Linked DNA regions of Homo sapiens: region 1 is linked to region 2. A link is an interaction called in ENCODE POLR2A ChIA-PET data of the cell type or tissue named here. Cell type or tissue: HepG2. All regions are shown on one strand.

Region 1 (5,000 bases), 180 kb after region 2:
GGACAAGTTAAGCATCCAGAAGAGGCAATGCAGCGTCATGGGCAGAACCTGAACGGTGTTGTTTCAAATCCCAGCTTTACACTTATTTGCTGGATGACTTGGCTTTACAAGTAGCTTTACTTTTTTTTTTTTTTTTTTTTTTTTTTTTTTGAGACAGAGTCTCGCTCTGTTGCTCAGGCTGGAGTGCAGTGGTGCGATCTCGGCTCACTGCAACCTCCGCCTCCTGGGTTCAAGCGATTCTCCTACCTCAGCCTCCCGAGTAGCTGGGATTACAGGAGCATGCCACCACACTTGGCTAATTTTTGTATTTTTAGTAGAGATGGGGTTTCACCATATTGGCTAGGCTGGTCTTGAACTCCTGACCTCAAGCGATCCACCTGTCTTGACCTCCCAAAGTGCTGAGATTATAGGTGTGAGCCACCATGCCTGGGCAGCTTTACTTCTTTGTGCCTCAGTTTCCCCTCTTATCCAGTGGGAGTCCTATAGTAATTGCCTCGGAGGCCCGCTGTGAGGATGAAATTCCTTAGTCCCTGTGGAATGGTGCCTGGAACACAGTAGGGGTAATGTGTCTTAGCTGCTGGTATGAGGGCAGGTTTTGGAGGCAGACAGACTTTGACTTGGAAGCCTAGCTCTACTGCTTATTTGCTGTGTGACCTTGAACAAGTCACTTGCTCTCTCTGATTTCTAGCTTCCGTGAAGTGAGGAATGCAAGTGTGAGGTTGAAATGGGCTGTTGTGGAGACAGCCCCAGCACAGAAGGTTAATACATGAGTTCTAGCATCACTTATTACACACACACACCACACACACACCCTGGTGTGTCCTAGAGTACTTCATGCCCCACCCTCACAGTGAACATAAACACCTCCTCCTGTTTGGTGGATCATGGGAAGGGAAGGGTAACTTGCCCTGAAACACCCAACATTCATTCACAGACTTATTTGCTCCATTAGCCAAGAGCAGGTCCTATAGGTGGGGCGCATGGTGCAGGTAGAGACCCTGGGCTAGGAGGCAGGGACTCAAGTCCTCATCTTGGATCTGCCATAGCAATGCTGTGTGACCTTAGAGCTATCACTGCCCCTTTCTGAGCCTCCTTTTTCTCATCAGCAAAACAAGGGGGCTGGATTCAGTGTTCACAGAGTGCCCCGCAGCCCTGCTGCAAGCTGACACTACTACATTCACAACCTTGCAGGAGGCAGGAGACAGGGCTGGCTCTGCTTCCCTCCTCGGCAGTGGGAGGGAGCTTCTCGTTCTGTCTGAGAGAGGGGGAAAAACTGTTGCAGAGAGTGAGCAGCCTGGGGGCAGCATCTGTTTGGGTCTGAGTGTGAGTGCGTGTGTATGAGTGAGCAAATGTGTTTGCGTGTCTGCGTGTGTGTGAGTGTGGGTGTGCATGGAAGAGTGTATGAGTAAGTGTGAGTATTCAAGGACTGTGTGAGTGTGGATGTGAGAGTGCACATGTGTGTACATGTGAGTGTGTGCCATGTGTGTTCCCGGTCAGTGTGAGTGTGCATGCGTGGGAGCAGGTATGCATGTGTATATTTGAGCTCATGGGCGGCCTGTGCCCTGGAGAAGCCCAGAGTAGTGGAGACTGGAGTTTGGCTGGAGCAGAAAGCCCCCTTCTCTTGTCTTTACCTGGCCCTCCATCCTCCAGGCCAAGCTGGGACCTCTGAATGGGTGGAAACAGAGTCCAAACCAGGCCTTTGCCCTTGGTAGGGCCAGACAGTTGGCCTTCCATCTTGGCAGGGCACCTGCCTCCAGGGGCCGCTCCCATGCTCTACCCTGGGTCTCCCATGAAAGTATCAGGGCTGCTATTTGGGGAGGGGACTATATCTTTAGAGGCATGATAATCCTGCTTGGAGCTGCTTTGGGGTCACCCTGGCAGGCGGCCAAGGAGACTTTCACCTTTAGCTGAGCTACAGGCCAGAGCCATGTGTCACCCTGTGGAGGAAGGGGACCCAGAGAGGAAGCCAAGCCTAAGGGAAGGGCATTCAGCTACCAAGGCCATCTGCCATCTCTGCCCCCTGGAGGCTGGACCAGACCTAGGTGGTCACCACTTAGTGTGATCAGACATCAACCATCTCTAGGTAAACGAACTTCCCTGTTGGTGCCTGAAAATCACCCACAGTGCCGCATTGTCATGGGTCAGGCACTGCCTCTCCTCACCCAGGCCCTTGTTTATGTGATGGGCTGGGTTGTTGTCTCTGCCTAGTCATTTAGTTGCGGTGTGACTTTGTATAAAACACTTAGCATCTCTGACCTCAGTTTATTTCAAATTCTTTTTTTAAAAAAATTAGTAGGCCTTATTTTTAGAGCAGTTTTAGATTTACAGAATCAAATGGCTTTTTAACATAACACCTTACAGCTTGCAAATCCATCACTTTTCACCACTTGTTTATTGAGTGCCTACTATGTGCCAGGTCTTGTTGGAAACTTAGCAGTGAACAAAACAATGATCCCTGCCCTCAGGGAACTGACATGTCCGTGGGGGCAGGCAGATGGTAAGCAATTTGGTCTGTCAAAAGACGGTGAGTGCGTCCAAAAAAAGAGAAAATAGAGCAGGGAAGGGGAATCGGGGTACCATGGTGTCAGGGATAAAGGTAGCAATTTTAATTAAGGTGGTCTATTAGGGCAGGCCTCTCGAGAAGGTGGCCCTTGAGCAAAGGCTTGAAAGAAGTGAGGAAGTGGTCCACACAGGGACCTGGGGAAGAGAGCTTCAGTCAGAGGGAACAGCCAGTGCTAAGGCTCTAAGCATGTTGGACATACTCAAAAGATAGCAAGGAAGCCAGTGTGTCTGGAGCAGAGCAGTCAGGAATAGACGAGGAGGGTAGGAGCAGAAAGGGTTGTGCATAGGATTTTTTTTTTTTTTTTTTGAGACAGGGTCTCACTCAGTTGTCCAGGCTGGAGTTCAATGGTGCAATCTCAGCTCACCGCAACCTCCATCTCCTGGATTCAATCGATTTTCCTGCCTCAGCCTCCCAAGTAGCTGGGACTACAGGCATGCACCACCATGCCTAGCTAACTTTTGTTTTTTGTTTGTTTGTTTGTTTGTTTTGAGCTTGAGTTTCGCTCTTGTTACCCAAGCTGGAGTGCAGTGGTGCAATCTCGGCTGACTGCAACCTCCGCCTCCCAGGTTCAAGCGATTCTCTTGTCTCAGCCTCCCGAGTAGCTGGGATCACAGGTGCACACCACCACGCCCAGCTAATTTTTGTATTTTTAGTAGAGACGGGATTTCACCATGTTGGTCAGGCTGGTCTCAACCTCCTAACTTCAGGTGATCCGCCTGCCTTGGCCTCCCAAAGTGCTGGGATTACAGGCGCGAGCCACCACGCCCAGCCTGTATTTTTAGGAGAGACAGGGTTTCACCTGTTGGCCAGACTGGTCTCAAACTCCTGACCTCAGGTGATCCACCCACCTTGGCCTCCCACAGTGCTGGGATTACAGGTGTGAGCCACCACGCCTGGCCGGGTTGTGCACAGGATCTTTTAATCCACACTCCCAGGCCAAGGGGTCCATGAATTAATTCAGGGGCTCCTTGAACTAGGATGGGAAAATTACATGTTTATTTTCAGTAATCTCAAACTGACAGTTAGCATTTTCTTCAATTATGAATGTAGGCGATAAAGTAGGGTAGCGTTTAGCAGTGCCTGCAATATTGTCACCACTAGGAATCAGATATTTTCATCACTTCACAGTTGTTGCAGTTGTCTCAAAATATCATGCGCACTCATCACGACTCCAACATGACAGTTGTTATGAGACCGGCCACCAGACCGTGTTATATAAGGGGTTAATAAAGAAACATAAATATTATTATATAACGCCGTACTTCAATACGATTGGTTTTCGTTCTAATCTAAAAATCCTATACATTTTATTTTATTCAATTAAAAACATTATTCTGAGAAGGGCCCATAAGCTTCCCCCAACTTAGGTCTTGACTCAAGCAAGGTTAGGACCCTGCAGGAGGGCCTGAGGCCATTGAGAGGACTCTGGAGTTTTCCTGAGGGACCTGGGGAGCCACTGCAGGCTTCTGAGCAGAGAAGCAGGGAGATGCATCTCGTTGCTGCCCCCATCAGCTTTCCTCTCTGGGGCTCCTCTTAGGTGAAGGGAGGCGGTACACGGTCAAGTGCAGCATGGACAAGTTGGAGGGTCAGCCCTAAGAGTTTGAAAGGCAAGGGCAGGGTGGGAAAGAGAACTCATCCTTCACCCCCTTGCTTCTCTCCTGCCATGCCTGGGTGTCTGAACTGGCCTCTGGCAGGCCCCAGACTTGGGTCTCTTGCCCCTGGGATCTGAAGGCTGGGCCAGGGGCCCTCCAGAGGTACATCCAAGACAGGGCAGACCCTGAGAGGAGGCAGTAAGGGAACCATGAACCAGGCTTGCTGCAGGGAGCCAGAGACGACCCTCAGAGACTCACTCTGGTGGAAATAACAGCAGTAACAACAGCCAACTCTTATTATCACCTCCTCTGTGCCAGGCACTATTGTAGAGCTTTACATGCATTAGATCTTAATCCCTATGAATTCCAATGAAATTGGTACTAGTACCTCCCAGTACCCTCACTTTTAAGAAAAGGAAGCAGGCACAGAGATTGTAAGTAACTTGCCCAGTCACACAGCTAGGAAGTAGCAGTCTTGGTTTTTGAAAAGGGGCAGTTGTGAGGACAGATGGATGCCCCAAAGTCAACGGGCACCGAGAGGTAGGGCAGTTCTTCCTGCCTGGTGAAGGAGGAGGGAGGCACGTTGTATCAAACATCTGGTTCATTTCCCTGCTGAGAAAACTGAGGACCAGAGAGGGTCAGGTCACACAGCCAGTTAGTGGGACTGGCAGCACTAGAACCTTGGTCTCCTGACTCTATGCTTTTTTGCCCCTCCTGGCCTCATTCTTCCCCACAAAGGAGGAGGAGGCTGGGGGCAGGAACAGCCTCAGAAGCATCCTAACATTGACCTTAGGCATTTAGAGCCTCCTTCAAACCCTGTGGCCCCAAGCAATGACCTATGATAG
Region 2 (5,000 bases):
ATTTGTCATGAGATGAGCTTTCCACCATTCACACTACTTCTGTGCCCACCACGCAGTGATGGAGTCACCAGTGTCTTCCTCGAGGCCTCATATTGGCCCCTGGAGTCAGACAATGAGCATCAGATCAGCGGCCACACCAGGTATGGATTGGTGACCAGCTGTGTGTGGACCTTGGGCAAGTCCCTTCCTCTCTCCTCCTGAGCCTGTTTCCTCTTTGTTGTTGTTGTTGTTGTGGCAGGGTCTCAAGCTTTTGCCCACGCTGGAGTGCAGTGGCATGATCTCGGCTCACTGGAACCTCTGTCTCCCGGGTTCAAGCGATTCTGCTGCCTCAGCCTCCCGAGTAGTCGGGACTACTGGCACATGCCACCACGCCTGGCTGGTTTTTTTTTTTTGTTGTATTTTTAATGGAGATGAGGTTTCACCACGTTGGCCAGGCTGGTCTCAAACTCTTGACCTCAGGTGATCCACCTGCCTCAGCCTCCCAAAGTGCTGAGATTACAGGCGTGATCCACCATGACCGGTCTTGTTTCCTCATTTGTGAAACAGAACCACAAGAATGACAGCCTCAGAGGTTGTTGTGGGAATTAAATTATGTCCAGCCATGTTTGGCAAAGAGGAAGAGCCCAGTAAATGTCCTTGGCATCATGATTTGGTGTCTAACTCCACCATTGTCAAACAGCTGCCTGGGATCCTGTGATTCAGGCCTCTGAGATCACATCCTGGAATTTACATATGATACGTGGATTTGAGAAGTGTAGCTCAAAGGTTATCTGGGTTCCACAAATGAGGAAGTAGGACGATTTCACCAATTTGGGATGACAGGCCATTCACACTGCATGAAACTTTCTTTGGATCTTCAAGCAGCCTGTCACCCAGGGTCCCTTCTACTTCTGGTCCCCACTCTGAGCAATGATGGAATGATGGAATAAGAAGCTTCTAGTAGCATGGCTTGGGGAAACAACTTTTCAGAGGTGCTAAAAAGAAGTCAGCCTGGGCAACATAGCAAGACCTCATCTTTACTAAAAATAAAAGAAAAAAATAGCCAGGTGTGCTGGCACACTGTACCCCAGCTACTCAAAAGGCTGAGGCAGGAGGATTGCTTGAACTCTGGAGGCAGAGGTTGCAGAGAGCTATGATGGCACCACTACACTCCAGCCTGGGTGACAGAGTGAGACCCTGACTCAAAAAAAAAAAAAAAAAATGAGGAGCCTTAGAAATTCCAGTTTTTTTCCATTGTTTTGTAGCAGAGAAAGAGGTTTAATTGTAGGGCCACCAAACAAAGATGTAAGAGGAAACCTCAAATCTGTCTCCCCGAGAAGCTTGAGAATTGAGAATTCCTTTTTTTTTTTTTTTTTTTTTTTGGAGATGGAGTCTCGCTCTGTCACCCAGGCTGGAGTGCAGTGGCATGATCTCGGCTCACTGCAGCCTCCGCCTCCTGGGTTCAAGCAACTCTCCTGGCTCAGCCTCCTGAGTAGCTGGGATTACAGGTGTGCACCACTGTGCCCGGCTAATTTTTGTATTTTTAGTAGAGATGGGGTTTCACCATGTTGGCCAGGCTAGTCTTGAACTCCTAATCTCAGGTGATCCGCCCACCTTGGCCTCCCAAAGTGCTGGGATTACAGGGGTGAACCACTGTGCTCAGCCAAGAATTCCCATTTCTTAATCAGGCTACCTGGGTGGTGGAAGCATGGGCTCAGGTCTTGGCTGGGGTCTCTAGCTGTGTGACCTTGGACAAGTTTCTTCACCTTTCTGAACCTCAGTTTCATCATCTCTAAAATGGGAATTTTACTGTCTGCCACCTGAGCTGATGCTGTTTAGCAACTGAAGTAGAAACCAAACCTAAAGCTCCGGCTGCCTGCGCTGAGATTTGAGATTAACCAGGGCAAAGGGCTGATGAGGTGGAGGATCCAAGGGTAGAGGAATTTATGGCAGCCAAGGGTTTATGGTTTTGATATGGGTTTATTAAGCACAATTTAGGACTGAAATAGTCTCCTCTGGCCTCCACCCCCCCCCCCCCGCGCTTGTCCCCGATGGCGGCAGCATGAACAAGGCCTCCGTTGCAACGTTATCGAAAACATTTCCTGGTGCTGACTAGTGGAGGGAAGGCACAGGGGAAGGCGGGAGCGGCCCTAGGGATCAGGTAGACAGCGAATGGGTGCTCTGAAGCCTGGAGAGTTTAATGGTTAACTTCTCGCTAAAAAGGGGCGCATGAAGAGTTCACTTGTACTCCTCATGTAACGGGAGCTCTCACAGTTACTGTGATCTCATTCCATTGAATCCTGACATCTGCCCTGGAGGGAGATATCATTCCCACTTTACAGATGAGGCTCGGAGTGGTGGAGTGACCTGCCCAAGGTTACGCTGATCAGCAAAACGTGTGCTTCCCAGACCAGAACTTTTGTCCCCTCCCTTAAGGAAGAGGTGAAAGGATCGCCCTGCTCTACCCTCATCCCCAAGGAGGATGTCCCCATATGTAGGCATCCCATGGTCCAGCCATTGCCGAATGCTGTGGTGTGCTGGTGAATGTTAACAACGGGCTCTCCAGGAACAAAAGCCCGGATTTGTAGAGTTTGCTAGTCCTTGTGGTGTAAACACTCCGGCAATAACCAATTTCAAGCTATCAGTGTGGCACTGGCAAACATGGAGTTGGGAAGAGAAGCTAACAGTCAGTTCTCACAAGCCAGCTCCAGCACAACCCCGAGTGAATGGAACGCTGTGGTCTGTGGTGACCGAGACACAAGGCCACCCTCCTGTAATAGTTTAGCCTTGGAGAGAAGCCCAGTGGCTACAGATCTGGCTGGAGATTCTCAAGTGCATCTCTTGCTTTTATTCTTTTTACTTATTATTTATGTTTTGAGACAGAGTCTTGTTCTTTCATCCAGGCTGTAGTGCAGTGTTGCATTCATAGCTCACTGCATCCTCGAACTCCTGGGCTGAAGCAATCTTCCCACCTCAGCCTTCAGAGTAGCTGGTACTATAGGCACACACCACTATACCTGGCTAATTTTTAAATTTTTTGTAGAGATGGGGTCTCCTTATATTGCTCTGGCTGGTCTCGAACTCCTGAGCTCAAGTGATCCTCCCGCCTCAGCCTCCCAAAGTGCTGGGATTACAGAGGTGAGCCACTGTGCACAGCCTTGTTCTAGAAAAAAAAACAAAAAACAAAACAAAACAAAACAAAAAAACCACTTGCTTTTATGAAATGTCCCCACAGCTACTCATCTTCCATTGCTGGCAGATTGAGGTGACCCAGCAAAAGGTTCTGTCTTGAACCTTGGTGGAGGATGACAGACCCTTGGACCCTCTTGCCATTCTTCCAGATCTTGCCATTGCACTCTCCCCTCATCACTCCCCTCTTCAAGAAGGGGGATCAACTTTCACTCTCTCGATATACTAAGTACTTGGAATCAAGAGACCAGGGTTAGATGTCCACCTCTGCCTTCCAAGAGAAGTCACTTCCCCCAAGCCTCAGTCTCCTCATCTGGAAAGTGGGAGTAATCATGTCTAACTGCTTACCTCTTGATGTGAAGACTGAAAAATTATAATGGACACAAAAACATTCTGCACATCACAAAGAACTATAAAACTATTCTCATTCTTCCTTTAAAAAAAATTTTTTAACCCCCAAGTAGAACCAGAAGATTCAGTCTTATTTCTGATACCTGAAAGAAAAGATACTTATCCAAGGACTTAGAAAACATATGCGCCATTTATTTTGTTTTATAAACTTTTGTTAAAACACAGAAGAGTAAGAAATGTTTTTTGTTTCTTTGCCCCATCAGGCGGCAGTGATGGGGGCTCAGGGGTCAGCGCAAGACCTAATGACATTCACACCCACAGAAAGATGTGGGTCGTTCTGATGGGACCCAGCCCGCTTTGATAATTGCTTGATGTAAATTTCACAATTCATCTTAATCAGGGCAGATCACAGAAAAATTTGGCAAAAGTAATTGGCTTGGTAATGACAAGAAATAGAAGAGCGTTCATTTCTGACCCTCTCCTCTCCTCTGTCCACTCTCAGGAGAGCCATGCGGATTTTTAGAAGCTCCTGAGACCCGCCTGAAGATCAGGGTGTCTTGGTGGGGAAATTGTGCCCACGCTTGTCCCCCCAGCAACCCTCTGTTTGTCCATCAGATTTTATGTTTTAGGACCACAACTCAAGTAGCCAAAAAAAAAAAAAAAAAAAAAAAAGAGAGCGAGAGATTTTCTAATATCATGTCAGCTTAGAGTCAAAAAAGTAAACTTTGTTTTGTGTTTCTCACATTACAATAAAGTTATTAAGGTGGAATGGGTTTCTCCTCCAGAAAGGGGTAGATTCCCAGCAGAGAACTGACCCCCTGCTCCAACAGATTGTTCCCATGAAGGGCCACTGTTGCCCACGGCACTCCATGGGACATTCTTATCTCAACCTTTCTCCCAAGACAGAGGTCTGAGCAACGCTGGAGGGAGGAGGTGGAGGAACACAGTGGGAATGACCACAATGCCCAGAAATGGTTCCAGCCTCCCTGCCTTACCGCAGACCAGGCTGAGCCGTCTGGCAGGGATTTCAGGGGCACTTGAGTGAGGTGGTGGGGGAAGGCTTGGGAGCTCTGAGCAGGGCACAGTCTCCGCTGGGATTGGGGGCTTGGCTGGGACTGCCGTAGGGATGTGGTGATTCCTCCCTGACACATTGCCCCAATACTTCTCCACGCCTCTTTCTCATAAAAAACAATCACTAATGGTGGGATTTCTGGGCACTGGGGCACTGCCTCCAACCACTCAGAGGGGTCAGTGTTGAGCAGGGGGCAGGAGTCGGTCCAACAGTTTCCCTCCTACCTAATCACACCTCCAGCCCCATAACACATCCCTTTTGTTCACACTGGTCAGTGGCATTTTCCAGAATGTCCTCAAAGCCACCAAGATTCCACATGGATGACATGCTGGTCGCTCCATCCTGGGGTCTAATGCTTCCAGAATGCACCTGGAGTGACGGTCTCCGGAGCAGCCCTCAAACCCAGGCC

The links. Peaks named below come from ENCODE experiments on the same cell type or tissue, not always from the same donor. Only the 100,000 strongest peaks of a DNase experiment are listed, where the experiment ranks them.
Region 1: POLR2A ChIA-PET joins it to region 2 with 5 read pairs; 2 of 35 experiments call an interaction of 5 or more read pairs at or near these places.

What each region holds. Positions count from the first base shown.
Region 1 is chr20:44,250,692-44,255,691 of GRCh38, reverse strand. The region is part of intron 1 of GDAP1L1 (ganglioside induced differentiation associated protein 1 like 1); the gene reads right to left. Among named protein-coding and RNA genes, the nearest start is that of GDAP1L1, 5.9 kb to the right of the region's middle. In HepG2, a CTCF peak has its summit at 2,027 (motif pointing left); a DNase peak (open chromatin) is centred at 1,991.
Region 2 is chr20:44,431,536-44,436,535 of GRCh38, reverse strand. HNF4A (hepatocyte nuclear factor 4 alpha) reads right to left here. Exons shown (of 10, transcript NM_175914.5): 10 at 3,691-5,000. Among named protein-coding and RNA genes, the nearest start is that of LINC01430, 17 kb to the left of the region's middle. In HepG2, a CTCF peak has its summit at 4,774; DNase peaks (open chromatin) are centred at 725, 2,175, 2,645 and 4,845; H3K4me3 peaks cover 685 bases.